Linked DNA regions of Mus musculus: region 1 is linked to region 2. Evidence: chromatin contacts called from ENCODE Hi-C or POLR2A ChIA-PET data. All regions are on one chromosome and are shown on one strand. Each heading gives the region's core, a stretch centred on a gene start or an enhancer-like site at or near the end of the contact. The rest is flanking DNA. Distances are from core to core; before and after follow the strand shown. Region 1 overlaps Vxn (vexin). Region 2 holds the start of Adhfe1 (alcohol dehydrogenase, iron containing, 1).

The links. A loop is a pair of places that touch in the nucleus more often than their neighbours do. ChIA-PET counts read pairs that join two places held with the same protein, here RNA polymerase II (POLR2A).
Region 1: a map of adrenal gland shows a loop between it and region 2 (2.6-fold over the local background). The contact joins the enhancer-like site here to the promoter of Adhfe1 in region 2. A Hi-C loop is called at or near these places in 2 of 37 maps with a recorded cell type or tissue (adrenal gland and heart). POLR2A ChIA-PET finds 5 or more read pairs at or near these places in 1 of 5 experiments (embryonic stem cell).

What each region holds. Positions count from the first base shown.
Region 1 is chr1:9,617,703-9,621,102 of GRCm38, forward strand. Vxn (vexin) reads left to right here. Exons shown (of 6, transcript NM_178399.4): 4 at 2,134-2,195. It overlaps 2610203C22Rik (RIKEN cDNA 2610203C22 gene), which reads right to left. Exons shown (of 5, transcript NR_015470.1): 2 at 3,253-3,380; 3 at 1,848-1,937. Among named protein-coding and RNA genes, the nearest start is that of 2610203C22Rik, 12 kb to the right of the region's middle. Within about 2 kb of position 2,077, at least 1 of the 3 ENCODE cell types and tissues checked has a DNase peak (open chromatin) inside an H3K27ac peak, as active enhancers do.
Region 2 is chr1:9,545,949-9,549,348 of GRCm38, forward strand. Adhfe1 (alcohol dehydrogenase, iron containing, 1) reads left to right here and starts at 2,000. Exons shown (of 14, transcript NM_175236.5): 1 at 2,000-2,203. The coding sequence starts at 2,145. It overlaps Rrs1 (ribosome biogenesis regulator 1), which reads left to right. Exons shown (of 1, transcript NM_021511.2): 1 at 1-1,507. The coding sequence ends at 673.

The sequences.
Region 1 (3,400 bases), core at 827-3,326, 72 kb after region 2:
AGATGTACCAACTGGGAACCAAATATTCAACTGCCTGAAGATATAGGAAACATCTCATCCAAACCACCACATCTGCCTTCAGATTAATGGCTATGTATCACCAATGCCTTGGGTTCCCCAACTAGAGCATGTAAATTATCATGGTACCTCCTCTCCCTTTATGGTGACAGTAGGGACTAAATGAGGGTGTAACTGTCTCTAGATCAGGCACAATTGATTTCAAGACCCATTTAAGATGTTAGACTCTACAATGCTCAACCCCTTTATGGGAAATGGCATAGTAATTGCATATAATCTATACACATTTGTCTTTGTCTACTTTAAATCTTCTGTAGATGATTTCTTAAATACCTTATGTGATATAAACATTATGAAAGTCGTGGTTATACTGCATTGTTTAAGCTAGGGCAACAAGGAAATTAAATATGAACTTGTTCAATACAGGGTTTTGTGTTTTGTGTTTTGTTTTTTGTTTTGAAAGAGAGTCTCATGATCTGTGGTATGCCTTGGACTCACTTGCTTTGAACTCTTCCTCCTCCCACCTTCACTTTCCTTGTTGGGATTACATGCATGGATGTGTGCTACCTTGCTTCATGCAAGTATTACCATGCCTCTCTCTCTCTCTCTCTCTCTCTCTCTCTCAATATATATATATATGTATATATATATATATGTGTGTATATATATATATATATATACATATATATATATACAACTTAATCATTATTATTGTTATTGTTGCAGTACTGGGTATTGAACCCAGGCTCTTTCCTGTCCTGAGCAAGTTGCCTACTACTGGACCAAACACCCAGCCGCACAAATGCAATATTTTTAAGTACTTTTTAACTATGAATGTGGGGCCTACAGGTAATGAGGCCAACCATCATTGTGCAGTTTATGCCCAGCTCAACGCCTGGCACACTTTGAAGATAAGCTGCTGATACTAATTATCCAAGTGTACCATTTATTGTGGTTTGATCTTGGCAAGGTTAAAGGGGAATTTTCTAGACCAACTGAATTTAGTAGCATCTGTCTTTGGGTAAAACCATAAGGGGAAAAAAATGATTCATGAATTAGGCAACTCCTGGAGCAGGTTCTTCACTTAACCAACACCACTGGCAGGCAGAATCTACAGAAAGGCACAGAAAACAACCAAGCAACCAATGAATCAACTGGTTCTCACTTAACTAGTAAGTTGCTTTCAACCCAGCCAGCCGGCAAGCCACTGGATATGTGTAACCATTTAAGCTCAGCTACTACGATGAAATGCTGTTGGGTTGGGTTTGGGCATACCCAGTCCACTCTAAAGTTGCCTACAAAATATACAGATCTGCATGGGTTCCTGGCATCCAAACTCAGTCATCAGATTTGCATTGCAGGTGCTTTTAGCAACCAAGTCATCTTCCAGCTCCTACAATTTCTTATATTGGCATGTATATGATGAAGTTGGAAGAGAGAATATGAGACAGGGATGAGATCTAAGTGAGGGAGGGAGCAGGAAAGGAAGGCAAGCAAATATGAGACAAAGCAGACAGGACTGGAATGAGGGAGAAGGGGGAGACCAGCAGGAAGAGCGAGGACTAGGGTTGGAAGTGGAGGGGTAGGGTGGGTTTGAGCAAAGTACACAAGGAAATGCCATCATAGTGAGACCCATTCTTTTAACGAATTTCTTGTGAATTGAGGTCTAAGGAAAGTAGGAAGTGCTGAGGCCACATTCCATGAGCACCTACTGTGAGCAGACACAGTGTTAAATGCTGTGTTTTAGTTGACTTAATTTTTTCCGGCAGTTTGAGGCTCCCAGCAAAACTGAGCTGAAAGCACACATACTTTCTATATCTGCCTCCTACCTGCACATGTGTGGCCTCCTCCACTCTGAACATCCCACAGCGGCATACTTCTCATAGCTGTTGAGCTGCATTGAACTTAGTTCCAGCTTCCTGGAAGAGAGTAAGGGGTGACCCCACTTGGCAGTTAGCATTGCCTGCCAAGCATCATAGTCCTTCACTGCTTGGTACAAAAGCCCAGAGAAATTCCTTTCTCGGCTGGATAGCTAGCAAGATAATTGATTCAGGAGCAGAGAGAGGCAGAACTCTGAGTACAACTGAGTAATGTCTTTTCTGTTCAATCTCACAGTGGGGATTTCTGAACCCAAAACATCAAATCTGTGTGGGAATCGAGCATATGGGAAGTCGTTGGTAAGTAAAATAAGCCAGATTAATTGTATGCACTGTGCTCAAAACTTCTTGATATGTCTTTCTGGTGCCAGAAAGAGATAGTGTCCTTTGCCCTGAGCTGAGGATTGTTAAAAAAGCAACACTGTTGTTCTTCGCTCTTGGAAATAGCCACTCTGTATACTCAGGATACATTACTCTCTGCTCCTCTTTCAGAACCAGAATTCAGTTTACATGCAAACAGAAGCTGTGACTTGCTAGCATCTCATGCATGGGGGAAGACACAAAGGATCTGGCCAGATAGCAATGCCCAATTAATTCCCAGGTGCAGCTCTGGGGTAAAAGGATGTAACGTTCTCTAGCACTAAGAGAGGCTGTATTGCAAGCCCAAAACACATGGCACCGCAACATTTGCTTATGGCAGACTCGGCGTCTGGAGAGGGGTCTCCCCTTGCCTTGCATTTGGATTCATTCTGCTAAGTGTTTTCTGTTTAACAAACAGAAGCATTGCAGAAATCTCTTTCTTCTTGTGGGACACTAATATCATCATAGATGCTCCACCTAAACCTAGTTACTGCCCAGAGGCTCCACTTCTAAATACCATCACACTACAGGATAGGTAGGGCCTTAACAAATAAGTTTAAGTCAGGCACAAACATTCACTCCATAACAACCAGTCATTTCAGGACAGGGTACTTCTGGGAGCACCCTTTATGGGTCAGGTTCACTGAGACTCGAGGACTGAAGGGTAAGATGTATATTAGAGATCAATACCAGTCTTGAGGGAAGAGAGGTAGCTTAGGTGGAGGGAGTAACTGAACTAAGATCCAGGCTTAACTCTTTCATGTGTAGGCTCTAGGGTTTAAGTTGCCCACACAGATGAGTCTCAACGGGGTGCAAATGGCTCAACTTTTGTCTTCCTTCCTCACTCCATTAGGGTGTGTGAACTATCCCAGAAAGCATGTGACTCTGGGCAAGGTGGCCTGCGGCAGAAAGACACTTTCCTACTCTCTGCCCATCCTGAAGTTGAACAGTTTGTCCTGTCTTAAAGAGGGATTAGGGGGCATGTCCCCATATTTACCTCCACTTTTTCTTCATACTCTTCTAGGGATGAGTGTGGCGCTTCCTCTCACCCAAGAGAGTCAGTGATGAGTGGGAATCATCTCAGACATACCAGGCTCTAGCAGCAGCTGCTGCTCAACATGAAAACTAGAAGAGATGACAGAAGC
Region 2 (3,400 bases), core at 750-3,249:
CCGTTGGGGCTACAAGCGCGCCCGGGATGACACTAAAGAATGGCTGATCGAGGTGCCTGGGAGCGCCGACCCCATGGAAGACCAGTTCGCCAAGAGGACTCAGGCCAAGAAAGAACGCGTGGCCAAGAATGAGCTGAACCGTCTGCGGAACCTGGCTCGCGCGCACAAGATGCAGATGCCCAGCTCAGCCGGCCTGCACCCTACTGGACACCAGAGTAAGGAAGAGCTGGGCCGCGCCATGCAAGTGGCCAAGGTTTCCACCGCTTCGGTGGGACGCTTCCAGGAGCGCCTTCCCAAGGAGAAAGCTCCCCGGGGCTCCGGCAAGAAGAGGAAGTTTCAGCCCCTCTTTGGGGACTTCGCAGCCGAGAAAAAGAACCAGTTGGAGCTACTTCGAGTCATGAACAGCAAGAAACCTCGGCTGGACGTGACGAGGGCCACCAACAAGCAGATGAGGGAAGAGGACCAGGAGGAGGCTGCCAAGAGGAGGAAAATGAGCCAGAAAGGCAAGAGGAAAGGGGGCCGGCAAGGACCTTCGGGCAAGAGAAAGGGCGGCCCGCCGGGTCAGGGAGAAAAGAGGAAAGGAGGCTTGGGAAGCAAAAAGCATTCCTGGCCTTCTGCTTTAGCTGGCAAGAAGAAAGGAGTGCCGCCCCAAGGTGGGAAGAGGAGGAAGTAGCGTTCTCCCCTCGGGACCAGTTCTGAAAAGCTGGGACTGTACTAAAAGTTAACTTGGGCGGTATAGGTGGCCGCTGCCCTCAGTGACATTTGACATTAAAAGGACGGGTTTGCCTTCCCTCGAGTCAGTGCTGGACGAGTTAATAGAGACACTGACTGGAAATTGGTGTATTTTGAGAATTATAGAAATGATATAGCCAGAACCAGGAATAAGTTAAGGCCTGCCTTTTTATCTTGACTTTGGATACTGCGTTACAGTAGATTGGTTTCAACATTTTTGCATTATTTTTATAACAAAGCTTGTGTATTTATCAAAGCGGGGAGGGCGGGGGAAAATTATATCTACCTGTGATTTGCAAGTATTGTAAATGGATGCAGGTACCTGGTGTTGCTTTTAACTTTTACTGTCGGTAGAGGTTGCATGTGAAGCCAGTAACCTGGGCACCAATATGGAGTGTGCTTGAGAAAAACAAAGTAGTTACAGTGGTTCTAAAAAAGACCCCTTGTTTTAGGAAAACTTTGGCCCTAACTATAATATTAAAAGTATAGTGCTTTTTGGTGTTGGTTCAGGTGGTGCATTTGGCCAATGGATTGCTTTAAGTCCAGAAATAGTTGTCATTTTGTTTGTAACCGGTGGCTTTTGTTTAATTGGCTTGGGTTTTAGATATTGTCAAAATATCTGGCATTCACTATGGAACCAAGGCTGCCCTGGAACTCAGGGCCAAGTGCTGAGATTATAATCGAGCAGCAGATTTCATGTTTATTTCTGTCCTAGATGTTTTTCCCTGTTTCATTGTCTTATTTTGTTCTTAATAAACTTATCTTTGCATAATTAGTATTTGCATTATTTTTGTAAGTTATTAATAGCAATTCTAGAATTGAGGAAGGGGTGTTTTCTTTAAAGCAAGTTGGTCTGTCAGTTGCTAGCAGTTGGGAATTGGGTTGGAGGTTACTCTTAGTGTGGTTTCAGTTTTATAAGGTTACTTGTAGAAATGCAAGGAAAGCTCAACTTGTCTCTTAACTCATGGAAACACTGGATTGTTAGTGACTTTGGGTAAAGCTCTAACTAGGCTCATCTTTACTGAACTCTTCCACTGGAGAAGAACTATAAACTCTTCCAGTTTATAGTTCTAAGTATCCATGAGAACTTTATCAAAGCCAAGCTGTTGACAGCTAAAAGTAACCTCTAGCCCAATTCCCAACTGCTAACAACAGGACTTAACTTTCAGAGATTAATTTGGGGTTTTGGTTGGTCAGTTTGGGGCCTTTTTTTTTTTTTTTTTTTTTTTTTAAGTTTACGAAAAACCCAGTGGGGTTCTTGCCATTGAGACATTTCAGAGTTTCCTGAGAAATGAGCTAAGACTGGGTCAGGTGACCTTGCATTGGAGGCAGAAGTTTTCCTCCTGGAGTCCAGCAGCGACCGGATTGGCTGTTAGTGGGGGTGGAGTAGGCGGCGAACAAGGAGAACTGCCATGGCTGCAGCTGCACGCGCTCGAGTCACACACTTGCTGAGGCACCTACAAAGCACAGCGTGAGTACAGGCTGCACTGAGGGTGCCTCAGTGCTCGGCAACCCCGCGTGCACCCAGCTGGGCAGGCAGTCATCATCGGGATACTTTACAGAATTCAGAAAAACCACAGTATTCCCTGGGCTGTCCCTTAAACAATGATAGAATGGGATGGTGCAATGTGGCCCAGCTACCACTAAGGAGATCTTCCAGAGAAGCTAGCCTGCTCTCACAGTGAGACAAGTAGTGTAGACTTTGGTGTCCCTGCGACGACAACATATCGAAGTAACACGTGTATGGGTCTATGTGCAGAAACAGCTCTTTTCTGAGACTACAACAGGGAACGGCTGAAGAGCAAGGGCTGCTCAAGTATCCAATGAGGGGATATTGCACCTGTCTCAAGTCTCAGCAGATGGGTTGTAAACGGGAAAAGACCACAAGGAGTTACCCTCCCTGACCCGGTTCCTTCCAGAAAGGCCCAGCACATGAGTAAGTGTGTGTGAAGGGTCAGAGTCAGCAGGGAGATGAAAGCTGCCGGGAGCTAGGGGGAGGCGAGGGACTGGAGAGAAAGTTGTCGTTCCAGGGCCCAGCACAGGGTCTGGGGCTGCCTTCCAGGAGGCAGTAAAGACTGAGAAGTGAGTGGAACACAGTTGACACATATCAGGTAGTATACACTGCACGTGAACTGTTGGTAGCAGTAAGTGTAGACCAAGGGGAGGACCAGAGTGAGCAAAGTGATTCAGACATGAGTCACTTATAGGACAGGAAGGATAGTGAGGAAATCAACCCAGGTGGACATCCTCAGAAGGCAAGGGTGGCCCAGGCAGGAACCTCAAATAAGGGCTAGAAATGAGTTAGTTCGCCTTAGAATTTACAGTAACATGAATGAATGGGTGGGAAGAGGCAGCCGTATTCCCAGCACTGATTTTAGATGTCTTTCTTCCCTTTGCTTCTCTTGTCCTTAGAAGTTTAATGCAGAGCAGAAAAATCTAGTTGTAAGCTGGGCCTGGGCCTTGTCTGCTTTCCTGGTGGAAGTAGGTGGCCACTAGGTGCCAGCCTTGCTTTATGTTTTTTTCTTAATCTCAAATTCTAAGATCCTGAGAGCCACCGAGTAACCTTTTCCTCCCTTTACCTTTTCCCTCCCTGGTTGTTTTAATTCCAGATTTGAATTTTGGCGCGGTCTGGAGGAGGCTTTGCAGTCAAGTAATAGCTATGGCAAGG